Linked DNA regions of Homo sapiens: region 1 is linked to region 2. A link is a loop called in an ENCODE intact Hi-C map of the cell type or tissue named here. Cell type or tissue: mammary epithelial cell. All regions are shown on one strand. Each heading gives the region's core, and the rest is flanking DNA. Links, peaks and the distances in the headings are about the cores only.

The links. A loop is a pair of places that touch in the nucleus more often than their neighbours do. Peaks named below come from ENCODE experiments on the same cell type or tissue, not always from the same donor. Only the 100,000 strongest peaks of a DNase experiment are listed, where the experiment ranks them.
Region 1: it touches region 2 in a loop (8-fold over the local background); 1 of 110 quality-filtered maps calls a loop at or near these places.

Annotation. Positions count from the first base shown.
Region 1 is chr14:51,777,502-51,785,193 of GRCh38, reverse strand. All of the region lies in intron 1 of LOC101927598 (a long non-coding RNA gene), which reads right to left. Among named protein-coding and RNA genes, the nearest start is that of GNG2, 79 kb to the left of the region's middle. RefSeq lists an enhancer at 5,105-5,174. In mammary epithelial cell, for the core only: a CTCF peak has its summit at 4,887 (motif pointing right); no DNase peak of the experiment used is centred there.
Region 2 is chr14:51,573,197-51,580,888 of GRCh38, reverse strand. All of the region lies in intron 2 of FRMD6-AS2 (FRMD6 antisense RNA 2), which reads left to right. It also overlaps a transcript of FRMD6 not described here. Among named protein-coding and RNA genes, the nearest start is that of FRMD6-AS2, 23 kb to the left of the region's middle. In mammary epithelial cell, for the core only: no CTCF peak of the experiment used is centred there; a DNase peak (open chromatin) is centred at 3,778; H3K27ac peaks cover 428 bases.

The DNA.
Region 1 (7,692 bases), core at 3,416-5,915, 200 kb before region 2:
TGGGTGCTTTTAATGACTTCTGGGGTTGTTGTGATTTCTGCAAAATCAAGAGAACTAATAAGAGTAGCTGGAGGTATGTGATCATTTTCTAAAAAATTGAAGGCTCAGTAGTTTGGCAAAAGATGACAGCAGGAGGTCTTAATGAGTTAGACCAGAAATTAATCTTGTCTTGTTTCTCCTTTAACTGTTTTTTCCCCCTGTGTCTTTGGCTGATTCTAGCAGCTGTTCAATTGTGTAATTAAGTCACTTCTAAGAGATCCGAGAAGCTGGGTCAGTACTATATGTTCTAGTGATCACTGGCTATCAAGATAAAGCTTGAATTGATATTTTGAGCAGTTATAAAACTCATGCTGCCCCATTTTCATGGAAACTGGCAACTGAAAATGCTAATGGTATTCAGAACCCTACTGCCATCAACAACTCCAAGGAGGGATAAAATCCAGAGCTAGCCTGATGCCTCCAACAATATTTCTCAAACAGTAATTAGTCATTAGGAAAAAAACATAAAGCAAGAAATGCACATTAAAATGATGTATAACATAACCACATTTAAGAATGTATTCCAATACCAAATGTCAAATTTCAACAATGCAAAAACCACAATTACATTTGCATCAGCCTAATAGCTAGGAATGAGAAAAACAGACAGGATAAAATATAGTCTAAGAAATGGAAAATGTTACTGTTCACTCTATTCCACCTGCACAGGAAGAATCTTCACATCCCACTTGGAGGTGTGCCCCTTTGCCTTTATCCTTATTTCCTTCCTGGAGATTGTACATAAATTCCTTATAAATGAAAAAGAGTCACTTTCTGAAAGTGTAAATTGAAATGTGCTGGCTGTATAAACTTATCAAATTAGTTTTGCTGTTGGAGGAAATCTTAATTAAAAGGCTGCTTTGAAATAAGGAAGTGTAATAAAACATTTTTCATTTTGTTTGCTTTCACGCCAGCCACATTCACTTTTATGATTTAATTTTTATTTTTCTTATTTAATGGATGACATTAGATTTGTCTTCCCAGCAGGTTCATTTTCAAAAAGTTAATGAAGTCAAGCTAAGCATATATGGTAGATCATTAGGGTTTCTGCTTACAACCACCAATATCCCATAGTCTTTGATTCCACTTTCTGTTTGGGGACACGATGGGATTTATCAGAAAAATGAATTCCTCTGTCTAAATACAGAGGACATAGCCACGTCCTCTGATTCATGTATTACGAAATCACTTGGGAACTATCAGAATTACAGAGGAAACAGCACCCCGTCCATCTTCTCCAAATGAGTAAATTTGCCATGAGATCACATTTTTTGTGGCTTTACACAATAAAGAATTGAACAAAAGTAAGATTTGATCTATGAGAATCAAAACTTGAGAATTTTTAAATTGGTGTGTAGTAACCCAGTGTTATTAGGGGTTAGGGATCAGTGTTTTAAGCATTTGTTGAAGGCTGGTGTCACTTAACTTTTTATAAAATCTTTTTCTTTGTTTAAAGGTGAGACTCGACCCTTCTTTTCCCACGTGAGGCTTCTTATGGAAAGAGCACAGGTATCTGGGGTCTAAAGGCCTTGGTTAGTCTGCTATTTCCAGCCAAGATGGAATAACAGGAATGGGATTTAAAATTCCTACCTGAAACAACCACAAAACTAGGGGTAAAAAAAATGAAAGAATGTTTTTCAAAACATGGAAAATAGGAAACAGTTCTGTGACACTTGAGAGATGGTAAAAAAAATGAGGTGAGCCTTACAATCTGTAGAGTCAGTGCGATTCTAAGTAAAATCTCAGAAATTTTTAAATAGAAATTGACAAGATTTGTACAGAAATGCAAAGGACCAAAAATAGTCAAAACAACTTTGAAAAAGAACAGCAAATTTGGAGGGCTTATCTACCTGATTTCAAAACTACTTATTATAATGCTATAGTAATCAGTATGGTATCGGCATAAAAATAAACAAATAGATCAATGGAACAGAATAGAGATTATAATAATGGAGTTACATATATCTGGTCAATTGACAGTTAACAACGGTGCAAAGGAAATTCAGGGGAGAAAGGATAGTCTTTTCAATAAGGGGTGCTGAAAAAAATAGATATCCGTTTGCAAAAAAAGTAAATAAATTTTAAAAACTCCAATACACATCTCACATCATATAAAAAATTAATCAGAATAAATCATAGACCTAAAAGCAAAACCAAAACTACAAAACCTTTAGAAGAGCATATAGGAGAAAATCCCTATGACCTTGGGTTACAAAGACTTGTTAGATACAGAACTAAAAACATGATCTAAAAAAATTTTTTGGTAAATTGGACATCATTAAAATTTGAAACGTCCATCCTCAAAAGACATTATTAAAAGAATGAAAAGGAAATCTACAGAATGAGAAGAAATATTTGAAAAATCACATATCCGATAAAATATTTATATATGAATATATAAGGAATTCACAAAACTCAATAATATGCCAACGAACAACCCAATTTTTGTAAGTGGGCAAAAGATCTGAACAGACACTTCACTAAAGAAGATATTTGAATGACTAATAGGCACATGAAAATATGTTCAACATCATTAGTCATTATGGAAATGCAAATTAAAATCACAATGAGATGTTACTACCTATTACAGTGTCCAAAATGGAAAAGACTAACCATACCAAGTATTGGCAAGGATGTGGAGTATCCACGTATGAAATTCTCATACATGCTGGTATGACCATTTCGGGAAGACAGTTTAGCTGTTTGTGAAAAATCTAAACATATACTGATCAAATAATGCAGACATTCCATTTTTAGATTTTTACCCCAAAGAAATGAAAACTTAGGTCTGCTGCAAATATTTTCACGTCAGTGTTTATAGAAGCTTTATTCATTATAGCCCCAAAGTAGAAATAATCTAAATGTCCATCATCAAAAGAATGAATAGTGGCATACCCATCTAAAGACACATTCCCTAACAATAAAATGGAATAATACACAAAACAACAGGAATGAATCTCATGATAATTATGCCAATAACGCTAGACAAAAAAGCATATACACTATATGTTTCCATTTATGTAAAATTTGTATAAAATGAAAACTATAGTGACAGCAGATCAACGGTTGCCTGGGGATGGCAGTGTGGGGGTGGAGACTGGGGGATTCCAAAGGGGCATGAGGAAATGGATGGGATAAAGGATATGTTCATTATCTTGATTGTGGTACTGGTCTCATGGGTTTATACTGTCAAACTGATCAAAGATCAAATTTTGTATTTTAAATATGTGCATGCAGTCTATTGTATGTCAATCATACTTCAATAAAGTTGTTTAAGAAAAAGGCCTGTCTTCAAGTCACAGTTGTGTAATCTCAAACAAGTGTTTTCACCTCTCTGCACCTGAATTCCCTCAAGGGTCAAATGAGGAGAATAACACACACCTCACAAGGTTGCTGTGCCGGGCGAGATTCTGTAGCAACAGCCCTGAAAAAAGCACTAAATCAACGCCATGGAGAGCATCTTGTCTTCCCTGTAAGGAAGTTAATTTTCCGATTGATCCCTCAGCAGAATGGCAGTGTTCCCTCTCTAGGTCGTCCCTTTTATCTTCAGAAATCAAAGAACATGACTTTTGAAGCTAGAGTCGTTAGATCTCTTAAATGCCTTTAGAAACAACGTTAGATGGGGAAAAATGAGAACACACAGGAAATTAAAAAGCAACAGCATAAGCATCTGCAGCTTTGTTGAGCACTTGTGAAAATTGGGCTTGCCCTACCATCAAAGGACACAATAAATTTAAGCCATCTGACCTATGTGTAACCCCTGCACACACACAAATGAATATATGTATCATATTCATATGATACACAATTATGAAAGGAAAATAAATTTAAAAAAAATAAACCACAGCCAGGCACGGTGGCTGATGCCTGTAATCCCAGCACTTTGGGAGGCCGAGGCGGACGGATCACGAGGTCAGGAGTTCAAGACCAGCCTGGCCAACATAGTGAAACCCCGTCTCCACTAAAAATACAAAAATTAGCCAGGCATGGTGGTGCATGCCTGTAGTCCCAGCTACTCCGGAGGCTGAGGCAGAAGAATCGCTTGAACCTGGGAGGTGGAGATTGCAGTGAGCCAAGATTGCCCCTCTACATTCCAGTTTGGGCAACAGAGTGAGACTTCGTCTCAAATAAATAACAAATAAATAAACCGCATATGCTTTAGAGTCAGACTTTGAATCAGATCCTGACTCACTGGCTCCGTGACACCTTGGACAGCTCCCTCAATCGTGCTAAGCCTCAGTTTTCTCACTTGTAGAACACTATCCTGGAGTAAGAAACTGGAAAAACAAACAAACAAACAAACAAAACCATGTAAAATACCTAGGACAGTATCTGGCACAGGATGGAGCTCAGTGAAACAGCTTCCCTAAGGTAACACACCAGACTGATCACACTTGAATTCAAACCTCCTGGTCCCAGGTCAATAATTTTTCTATTATCCTCTGTTGCTAGTTTACCTGGGTAGTCTGTGGCAGAGGGGCAATTAGATACCGGGTGTCTTAACTCTCAGTCTGGTGTTGTTGCCATTGCACAAGGTCATTTTTAAGAAATCACCACTAATGAGAATCTATTAATTAGGGGGAAAACGGCACCTAGAGATGGAATCATACTGGTTGAGGGACCAGGGAAAATCCCTTTGGATCCTATTCCAATGCTACTAATTACTACCAGGTCAGTCCCCAGTGTGACACCTGTCCTTCCACTGGTCATTCCCTGTTTGCCATTGTCCCTGCAGCGGAACCCTTTCCAGAGCTTTCTACCTGGAAGCCGCATCACCCCCGCCACTCGCGCCCCTCGCCTCCGCCACCCCAGCACTGGACTGGGCGGGATGTTGGGAGTACATAATTGTTGTTGTGGCGGCTCTCAACCACAAGATGGCAGCACATGACTCTCTTTCAGAAAAGAAACCTGCAGCAGGGGAATTTTGCAACCTGGCACGTTTCAATTAAGATGAAAATATATTTTTAGAAGTTGCCTCCGTCACCCTTCAAATGGTAAGCATAAACCAAAGAACACAAAAGGAGACTGCTAAGGCATGAGGATTAGGGATGAAGGGAAGACTAAAGTAGACAGTCCCTGTAGAGGTGCTTGGAAGCTGTAGGATTTGCCTTCTTGGTGTTTGCACTAGGTCTTGTTGCTGCTCTCTTCTTTGTTCACATTCTTGCCAGAGCTCATAACTCCAAAATTAACTATCCTAGGGGTCTCTGTCCTTGATCGAGTCTATCTGAGCCTTGACCAGGCTTTAAAATTCTGAATTCCTCTATTTCCATTAAGATGTGAGTGTATTCCTTATTTCTTTTCCCATAATATCAAGGGCACGGGGTTTTTTTTGTTGTTGATGTTGTTGTTTTTTACATTTCTCTGCCTGTTCTCTGCTGCTGCACGTCCACTTCAGACATCATTTATTGTTGTGATTATGCCGGTATCAGGAGATGGAGTGGATTTCAATCTCCATCCCACCTCAGACACACCAAGGTCTGAGCTAAAGTAGTCCTAGCTACCTCAGCACCTCGGCCCCAGGTAGCCCTCTGCGGATGGGTTCTCATCTTCTTTCCAAGTTCTTCCTTCTCACCTGGAATGTAAACACCTGTGAAGGGCAGAGTGTGGCACCTAGGGCATTTTAAACTCCTCCTTGGGAGCTCATAAATCCTTTTTTTTTTTTTTTTTTTTTTTTGAGATGGAGTCTCACTCTGTTACCCAGGCTGGAGTGCAGTGGTGTGATCTCGGCTCAATGCAACCTCCGCCTCCTGGGTTCAAGCAATTCTCCTTCCTCAGCCTCCCGAGTAGCTAGGATTGCAGGCATGAACCACCATGTCTGGCTAATTTATTATTATTATTTTTTAGTAGAGATGGGGTTTCGCCATGTTGGCCAGGCTGGTTTCGAACTCCTGACCTAAGGGGATCTGCCCGCCTTGGCCTCCCAAAGTGCTGGGATTACAGACGTGCACCAACACACTTCGCTGATTTTTGTATTTTTAGTAAAGACGGGGTTTTACCATGTTGGCCAGGCTGGTCTCAAACTTCCAACCTCAAGTGATCCACCAGCTTGGCCTCCCAAATGCTGGGATTTCATAAACCTCATGTTTCAAGCAAGAGAATATTTTGATTACCTAAAGTAATTAGAAGCCCTGCGCTTAAATTGGGAATCATCATCTTTCCTATTAGGTCTTGAGGAAATGTGATACAGACGCATAGACAAATAATCGGAATATAAACTCCTGAGGGAGTGGAGAGAGTTGGTTAGTGATGATTCCTAATGAAGAAGTGAGCAGGGGTTAGCTAGGCTTATCTGGAGGCGGGGCGCTGGGGTGAGGAAAGGCATTCTCTTTAGAGAGCAGTACCTAAGGGGTGGAAGTGAGAAACAGCAAAATGCAAGCAAGCAACCATGGGCAGCTCTGTCCTGTGAGAGAGTAAAGCACGGAGAGTCAGTAATGGATAGGCTCTTGCCATAGGCAGTATAGATCATAGGGTGCCTTTGTATAGATCATAGGGTGCCTTGTACGCCATACAAAAGGGCTGGGTCTCCTGCTCTAGGTGGTGGATGGTCGCTCAAGGGTTTGATGAAGACAGTTCATATTTCAAATAGATTGCTGAACCCTTAAGGTGGAGGAGATATTTAGGAAGGCTATTCCTGTAAGTAGGGACCCAATGGGGGCATGGTTGCAGTAATGCAGGAAAGAGACAAAAGGGGTCAGAGTCGGGATATGGGACAAGATACAGAGGGGCATTTAGGAGCCCACTCAGGAAGACCCCATCAACTGGTTGGATGTAAAGCTGAGGAAGTAGAGACGGGTACAGCGATTACATTCTGTAATGTAATGGGCGCTGGATGGGAAGAGGAGAGAGGTGGGTGATGGGGTGGGGCTGGTGAAGTGGAGCTAGTGGGGTGGGGACTAGGTAGGGCTGAGCTGGGTATGGGGAAAAGGAAGCTCTTGTTTTGTTGTATTTTGGGGATTGTTTAGAACAGGAGGGCGCTTGACACATTTAGGGACTGAGCGGGGAAGAAACAAGTAGAGTGTGATAAATTGAAGGTGCAGGAGAAAGATGAAGAGGCACGATCCTAAGAGGACTGGAGGAGGCTCAGGTGAGGAGCATGGGCTTTGCAGGAGGGTGTGTGTCTTTTTCCCTGAGACTGGAGGGAAGACCATCAGGCTGGGTGGATGGGCAGAGATGACTTTGTTAAGTGAGAGGGCAGGAAGTGGACTCTGCAAAAGAGCAGCAGAAAAAAGATTAGAGGTGGGAGATCTTGGAGAACCGTGTAGCCTGGTGGCCACCAGCACAGGCTCTGGAGTCAGGCTGACTTAGATTGCAGTGCCAGCTCCACCACTTACTGGCCATTTGGCCTTGGGCAAACTCTCTGATCTTTCTAAGGACTCAGTTTCCTTATAAAAGGGGATGATAAGACCTCCCTCATAGGATTATTGCGAGAACGAAATGAGATTCCATGCATTCTCTGAAGGAGATTGACAATGATGAAGACCATGCAGCAAATCGAGGAGCTAAATATGCCAGACAGATTTCATGGTCTAAACAGTTTATATGTCTTTTGATTGCCTCCCACAAGACTGAAAATAACTTGGGGGTAGGGGTCATATGTCTTGCTTTTCTTGGTCTTCCTGGCATTCAGTGCAATGCCTGCTTCATCAAGGGCTC
Region 2 (7,692 bases), core at 2,776-5,275:
ACAATTCCCAGGAACAGTTACAGATCCAGTACAGTGCATGACAGTGCTGTGCTCCCTCATTCTCCCTATATTTGTAATGAAATACATTTACAAATTGATAAATTGCTGGAAGTGCAACACGTTGAGAAATACTTTTAACTATCTTTCCTCTTTACCCATTATATAGTCCTGAAGACCCCCTGATTCTTTCATTTTCCTCAGTCTGTGAGGGTTATATTACAGAAAACATTGTGTTGCTTTTTTACGATGCTTCCACATTCTAACTCTCAAAAATCAAAGGGTACCTATTTTCAACCATTCTATATTGGGTAGGATTCTGATGTTGCAGTTCTTGGGTTCAAATTCTGGCTCCATCACTTAATGTGTGATCTTGTGCAAACTATTTAACTTCTCTGTGCCTCATTTTCCTTAGTTGTAAAATAGGAATAATAAGAGCTCCTACCCTATAGGGTTAATATAAGAAATAATTGAGATAATCTATGTAAAGCACTTAGCACAGTGACATAGGGAGTGCTCATAGGTGTTTGCAATTCTGCTACTAAATTATTATTGCTGATACTGGACTTCCAGGTTGAGCCTGCTGGGCAGAATTCCTCCTGTGCCCCTATAGCTGGGACTGCCCATCCAGAGCCTGTCCATTTCCAATGAGCAGGGCAGGTGTCCACATTCCTCCCAGGTTGTTCATTCCACGAGAGGTAGCCAGATAATCCCCACCTATGGGTTGACAGATCACAAACATACACACACACACACACACACACGGTGCACACAACTTCCCTTTTACTTCAGAAACTTCTAACAACAATGCTACAAAATCAGGATGCTGTTAGGGCTTTCCTCCCTGTCTCTTTCTCCAGTCTAGTCCATTCAAACATCATTGTTGGGTTTGAGAGGGAAATGGGGGATATGTGAGTCCCCAGAACGTTTCATGGGTAACAGTGGAGCTCTGGCAGATAACAGTGGTTTTTGGTAAAGGATGAGCCCCAGAAGGAGAGAAGAGACAGTTTTATTGTTGCTTTTAGTGGTGGTGAGTGTGTACATGTGTCAGATTGTAAATGGGGCAGAGAATATGTCAGATTTGAAGAGGACCTGGAAATCAATGATCAAGTTGCAAAGGGAGAGGGGTCTAGGGTCAGGTGAACAGTGAGAGAGGAGGAATACACTGGCAAGTTGAAAAGCAGGATTCAACAATGAGTAAGGACCAGAGAATCATAGCACCTCTTCTCTCACCAAATCATTTACTCATTCATTTGACAAATTGTTCTTAAGCATTGACTATGTGCTGGGATGTGTTAAATGCAGGGTATTCAACAAAGAACAAGACAGAATCCCTACCTTCATGGAGCTATCATCTAAAGTAAACAAATAAACACATTATTGGTGAGAAGTTATATCCTAGAAGTAAGTGCAAGGCATTATGGATATGAGGGGGTGTCAAGTGATTTGATAAATTTTCTTGGAGAAAATTTGTTGCTTTCAGGAACAGCCATGGGATCAGCACAGCTGGGGTATACTGTGGGAGTAAAGTGAGGTGAGGATAGAGAGGTAAACAGGAGCAATATTATAAAAACCATCTTAGGATCAAAGGTTAAGGAATTTGTTCTTTATTATCAGGGCACTCTGCAATGCAAAACTTAAATATTAGTTATATCTCAAGGCTTGGAATCCAGGGAGGGAAATTGGGTGGTTGTCTCCTTGAATATATTATATATAATATGAAAACTCAACTGAGGATATTTACTGGAAGGCGCCTCCTCCCTTATGTTTTCCTCTATGAGAGATGAAAGATTGTCCCTGCCTGTGGCAGGGCACTCTCCAAAGGGAAGTGATACATCTTCAGCCCCACCTAGATCTCTTCCTCTTTAGAGCAAACCTTGTGCCAGCCTGTATGTTTGCTGTGGTTGGGTTTTCATAAAGCTGTAAAGAAGAAAAGGAAACCTATCATTTATTACCTTCCCATAGCCACATTCATATTCCTAAGCCTGGCCTTCAAGGTCATTTAACTTCTTCCACCCAAACTCGTACTATTCCCCATGCATGGGTCCTCTTCTCTGGTCAAATGGATTGCAGAACATGATATGTACCTCCCTGCTTTGGTGCCTCTGATCTTGTTTTTCTTTCTAGTCTTGCCCTCTTCCAGCCTCAGTTTCCTCGTCTATAAATTGGGGATCATAATATCTTATTCAGGATGTTACACAGATCATGTGTCTGAAAGTACACAGCATAGTGCCTGGCACAAAAAACATCATTCAACAAATGCAAGCATTTGCAAAACTCAAGTTCTAGATCCTTGTCTGCATGTCACAAACTTCAATACTCAAGTGTTTTCAGGGCTGGGTATCACACGAGTGGTGAGAACCAGAGCGAATAAGCAAGGGCATGCTCTGCTTAGAGGCAATGAACATGCACAGAAACAAAAATGAAAATACACAAACAAAAATGCCTCCGACCTCTTTTGGTTTAAACCCACCACTTTGGAATCCTTTTGACTTTTGCCTCATTACTTAGATGGTAAATATTTCTTCTTATGTAATTCTATTTCTTCCAGTGGCCACTTTGTGCCACTTATTTTTCACTTACTTTATATTCTTTGTGGCATTATTTATATTTCAGTGGAAGTTTTTTGACACTCAGGATTACTATGATAACCAAGTGAAATCACATATGTCAAGAATCTAGTGCCTGGCATCAACGGTAGCTTTCCTGTTATTCATAATGATAATGATGCTATTATCAGTCTCTTAAATTCAGAGACCAGGTCTCTAAAAGTTCCAGGAATTTCCTTCCTGCTTGTTGACTTGGCAAAGAACAATAATAACAGCAACGATGGCTTCTGCTTATTGAGTGATTAACCATAGGACAGGAGCTATTAGGAGTGTTTTACGTGCCTGAACTCATTTCTGCTCATGATAACCTGTGAGTAGGCCCTATTGGTATAATGCCTGTTGTAGAGATGAACAAATTGAGGCAACGAAAGATCAAGGAACTAGCCAAGTTATGTAGTTAAGAAATAGCAAAGGCACGTGTATACCTATGTAACAAAACTGCACGTTCTGCACATGTATCCCAGAACTTAAAGTACAAAAAAAAGAGAAAAGAAATGGCAGAGCTAGGATTTGAACTAGGTGGCTGGCCCCAAAGCCTATATACACAGTGAGTATAGCTCTATACTCACTTTCTGACCAACTTCTGTTCATCCTTGAAGGGCCAGGTCACATGTTACCTCCTCTCCTACTTTCCATGCAGAGTTAGTTACTCCATCCTAGGTACTGTCATAGTACTTTAAATGTACCAATTATCCAGATCTATAGCAATTATCAAATTGACGTTGTTTATTTTTATGTGTGTGTTTATTTGTACGCGAGTTTCGTATGGAAGAATCTGTGAATTACTCAAGGCTGTATACTTAGCATAGGGCTTGGCACATATCTGATACACAACACTATACATTGAGTCTTAACTGAACTAGTAATTCAGCTAAATTTGATGATCATGATGATGATAGTGGCTGGAGATGAAACACGGTTGAATGGAAATTTCAAATGGTAAGAACCATAGTGCTGAGCTACTGACTGTGCCATGAGTTTGGTGATATTTTTGCTGTTCTTTTTTTTTTTCCATTGGAGTAGTTAAATGACTCCTATTTAAGATGTCTCAGGGCTCCTAAGCCCTTTTTAGCTACATGTTTTCCCACCCACTCCCTTCTGAGAAGGACTAGCTCATGGCAGATGTGACTGCCTTGCAAATACCAACAGAAGAAACAAAGAACGTGCTGAAACCTATGCCTTGCAACAGTTATTAAAATTTCACCAGAGGTTACACAAACAAGCTGAAAGAATGACTAAAGGAGGCTTAGCCCCACCCCAACATAAGCCATGATCCATATTTTATTATAACAACACCTTACATTTGCATAGTGCTTTAAAATGTGTAATCCTCTCCCCTCTGTTATTTCATCTGATTCTTACAACCCATTGGATCAGACAGGAGAGGCTCAAAGAGAGAAAGAGACTTGTCTAACATCATGTGGCCAGTGAAAAACGAAATTGGGAGGAGGACCTGTCTTCCATACAACATTTATGCAACGTGCCAGACAAGATGGCCCAAGTGGCTAATTTGATATTGGGAGGTTCCTGTCTCCAGCGTGCGTATGTCTGATCTCCTAAGTACTATGAGGCAGAAAAGATTTTGCAGATGATAGACATGAAAACTGAAGAATGGGTCAAGGGATAACATGCTGAGGGTCAAAGAGAAGATGAAGAACGTGAGCTTAGGGGTGCAGGGGAGTACAAGGTGATATCCACTCATGGGGGACCAAAAGAGAAGCTCTGTCACAGAAGGAGGTCGCATATTGAAGTTCACAGGATAAAAATAAAAATTTAAAGCATTCTGCTTCAAAAGAAGAGATGAGATAGGCATGCCCGAGTTCAGAAGACAGAGGAGGTTTCAGTCAGCGTGAACTGCCTGGGCAAACTACGTTATGTTGAATGCTTTTAAAGGACTCTTCTTTCTCTATGTTGTCATGCCCTCCCAGGGGATCTAAGAGACCCATCAGATCCCCTGGCCTGTGCTTTCCACTTCAATTCCCTGTTCCCACCACACTGGGCTTACTGTCTGTAAGGCTATAGGAATGTGGAGAAACCCAGAAGCAGGAAACAGGGTGAGAATGCCTTCTTTGATGTCGGCACTTAAGTTTGCTTTGTGATTCCTCGTGCCTTGTGCCTCTAGTTTCTGCAGACTCTGTGGGCTCTGGTCTCAGATCCTCTTCCTGTAGCCCACTCTCCTGGGTGTCGGGTGCCAGGGCTGCTCTGGTTCTTGATTGTTCAGGCTGCCCTTTGCCTCAGGTCTGCGACCCTCTCTTCTCCACTGCCGACCACAGGCTCAGGCTGGACTTGCTCTATTCTGGCTCCTGGCTACAACCATTTGCTGCCAGTGGCCTGGTGCTGATGGGGTCTCCACCTACTTTCTCAAAGAATGTGGGACTATACTAGAAACTGTCTGCAATAAGGTAGCATTTGTCCCATTTGGGAATACCTGCTAATCTGTTCATGTTTATAAAGATGCAGCTCATGGCCCATGAGCTCTTGCCAGCCATGACAGAAAGAAAAGGAGACACGGAGAGTTCCAGCCATCTGCAAACGTAAAACAAGGCAGAAACACAGTGCATTCTCAAATACAGCTGAAAGCACTGCAGCGTAGGCAGCTGAATCCCATTAAGAAATCATGCGAAATCTCTGTATTCCTGCCATTGTGACGAAGAAGAAAAAAAATCTCTAAGGATTTCAAAAAGAAAACATTTATGACCAGCAGACTTAAAGTTCTACAATATCTCACGAAAACAGAAAACAGTCACACACACTCCTCTGACACTTTCTAACGGCCCTTACCTAGGGAGACTCCAGAAGGGAATTTCCACTTAGCTCAACCAAGGAGCATCTGCATCTGCAGGAGAAAGTCAGAGCCAGGTGGCCCCCTCCGCTGATGCAAGATCCAAAGTCCTGATGTTCAGGGAGCACAGACAAGGCTCTCTTTATATTCACAGCCCATCTTTGTAAAGGTTATTTCATGTCGATAGATAAGTTGGAATTACTTATCTGCCTTAATTCCTTTCTCCCCAGTTTTTAATTCAGACTGCCTCTGGATCTTAAAGTTAAAATGTAAGCCATATTTTAAAATTAAATAACAAATTGAATCTTAAAATTCAAATTTAAGCCATTCTCAGCAATGAAAGAGGATTGATAATGTTCCTAGTAGCCATTTTGAGTGACTGGTGGGGCATCATCTCTCTAGGCATAAAAGTGGTCTTTCAATAGGCTCCATGCTGTGATAAAAAAGGCCAAACTGCTCTTACATGAGAGCAACACATTTACTTTGTATTTCTTTATTATCCTTTTAAAAATTTATTTTATTTTTAATTTTTATGGGTACATACTATGTGTATATATTTATAGGGCACATAAGATATTTTGATACAGGCATGCAATGTGTAGTAATCACACCAGGGTAAATGGGGCATTCATCACCTCAAGCATTTATACTTTCTTTGTGTTACAAACCATCCAATTATATTCTTTTAGTTATTTTAAAGTATACAATAAATCACTGTTGATCAGAATCGCCCTGTTGTACTATCAAATATTAGCTCTTATTCATTCTATCTAACTATATTTTTGTACCCATTAACCATTCCCACTTCCCCCACCCCACCCACTACCCTTCCCAACCTCTGGTAACCATCATTCTACTCTCTATACCCATGAGTTCAATTGTTTTAATTTTTAGCTCCCATAAATGAGTGAGGACATGTGAAGTTTGTCTTCCTGTGCCTGGCTTGTTTTATGTAACATAATGTCCTCAGGTTCTGTCCATGTTGTTGCAAATAACAGGATCTCATTCTCTTTTATGGCTCAGTAGTACTCCGTTGTGCATACATACCACATTTTCTTTATCCATTTGTCTCATGATGGACACTTGTATTTTAATAATTCAAAATGAATATAAATCTCAAAAAAGAAGACTTCTTATCAGGGTAGCTTTAAAGGCTCTGTGGATAGAGTCTATTTTTGCATGTGCCCTGATCTATGCTTGGAAAACCATGGTCCAGTAAATTCCAGGGCACAACCAGAAGAGACTAGAAAGGTTGAGCAATGAGAGGGAGAGCCTATTGCACCCTTCACTCTGAAAAGGTGGTGGCTAAGGTCAGAGAGGATTGATGTTTACAAAACCATAAGGGCTGGGCAGGGCTGGCAGGGCAAGCACAGGAAGACCTTCCCAAGGGTTAATCAAAGGTGGCTTTAGCACAAATAAAAGGAAGCATGAAGTCACCCTGTGGCTAGCAATTCTATGAAAACTGTTACCCAAGAGATGCTTCATAGAAAATAAAAAAATAGGTTGAAGAGGGTGATGAATTTAGTAATAACTAATTATTATGGGATTCTGGAAATGCCTCCTAGAAAGCAATCTTGTCTCGTTTCTTTCCCTAAATATCCCTAGTTGTCATTGTATTAATAGCATCAGGTTACTTGGTTAGAGAGACAACCAGCCTGTGGTCTGACTGATACACGGTGATTCTTTGACTCCTTTATGCAAATGATGGTCTTGGTAAGTAGTCATCTGCCTCCTACCTTGCTTCATTTAAGGTAAGCGTCCAGTCTCCTGAATTTAATAACTTGGACATAGAGATTTGAGACACGGGGACTGTCTTCATCACCATAACTTGAATACAAACGACCAGCGTGATGTTGGCTCCACAGTAGCATCCTAAGAATTCAGTATGCCAGCAGAGCACCAAAAATACTGCTTCAGCCTAATGTAGGATTCCTTTCTGTGCCTTCCCTGGGATCTGGCTCCTCACAATATTTACTTTCTTGTAAAGTACTGAAGGAAAGTAGCAAATGGATGAGGGAGGAGTGTATTCCTGGAATATCTGTTTCACCTTAAGACATTTCCTCTGTCCCTTTTCACCCTTCTTTCCTCCCCTCTCTCTCTCCTGCTCCTTTGTCTCTCATTGGCATAAGAGGTGATAACAGGGCCAGTGGGGCATTGAAATGTCAGTGGTCTCCTCAGAATTCCAACGCCAGGTCACCTTATTGGCCTATAACCCCTGCTTTCCTTCCAGTAAGTGGCTAGTTATGGGACCCAGCAAGGGCATTTGAAAGCACTGACTGAGGACAAAGTGGGGTTTAAGTGATG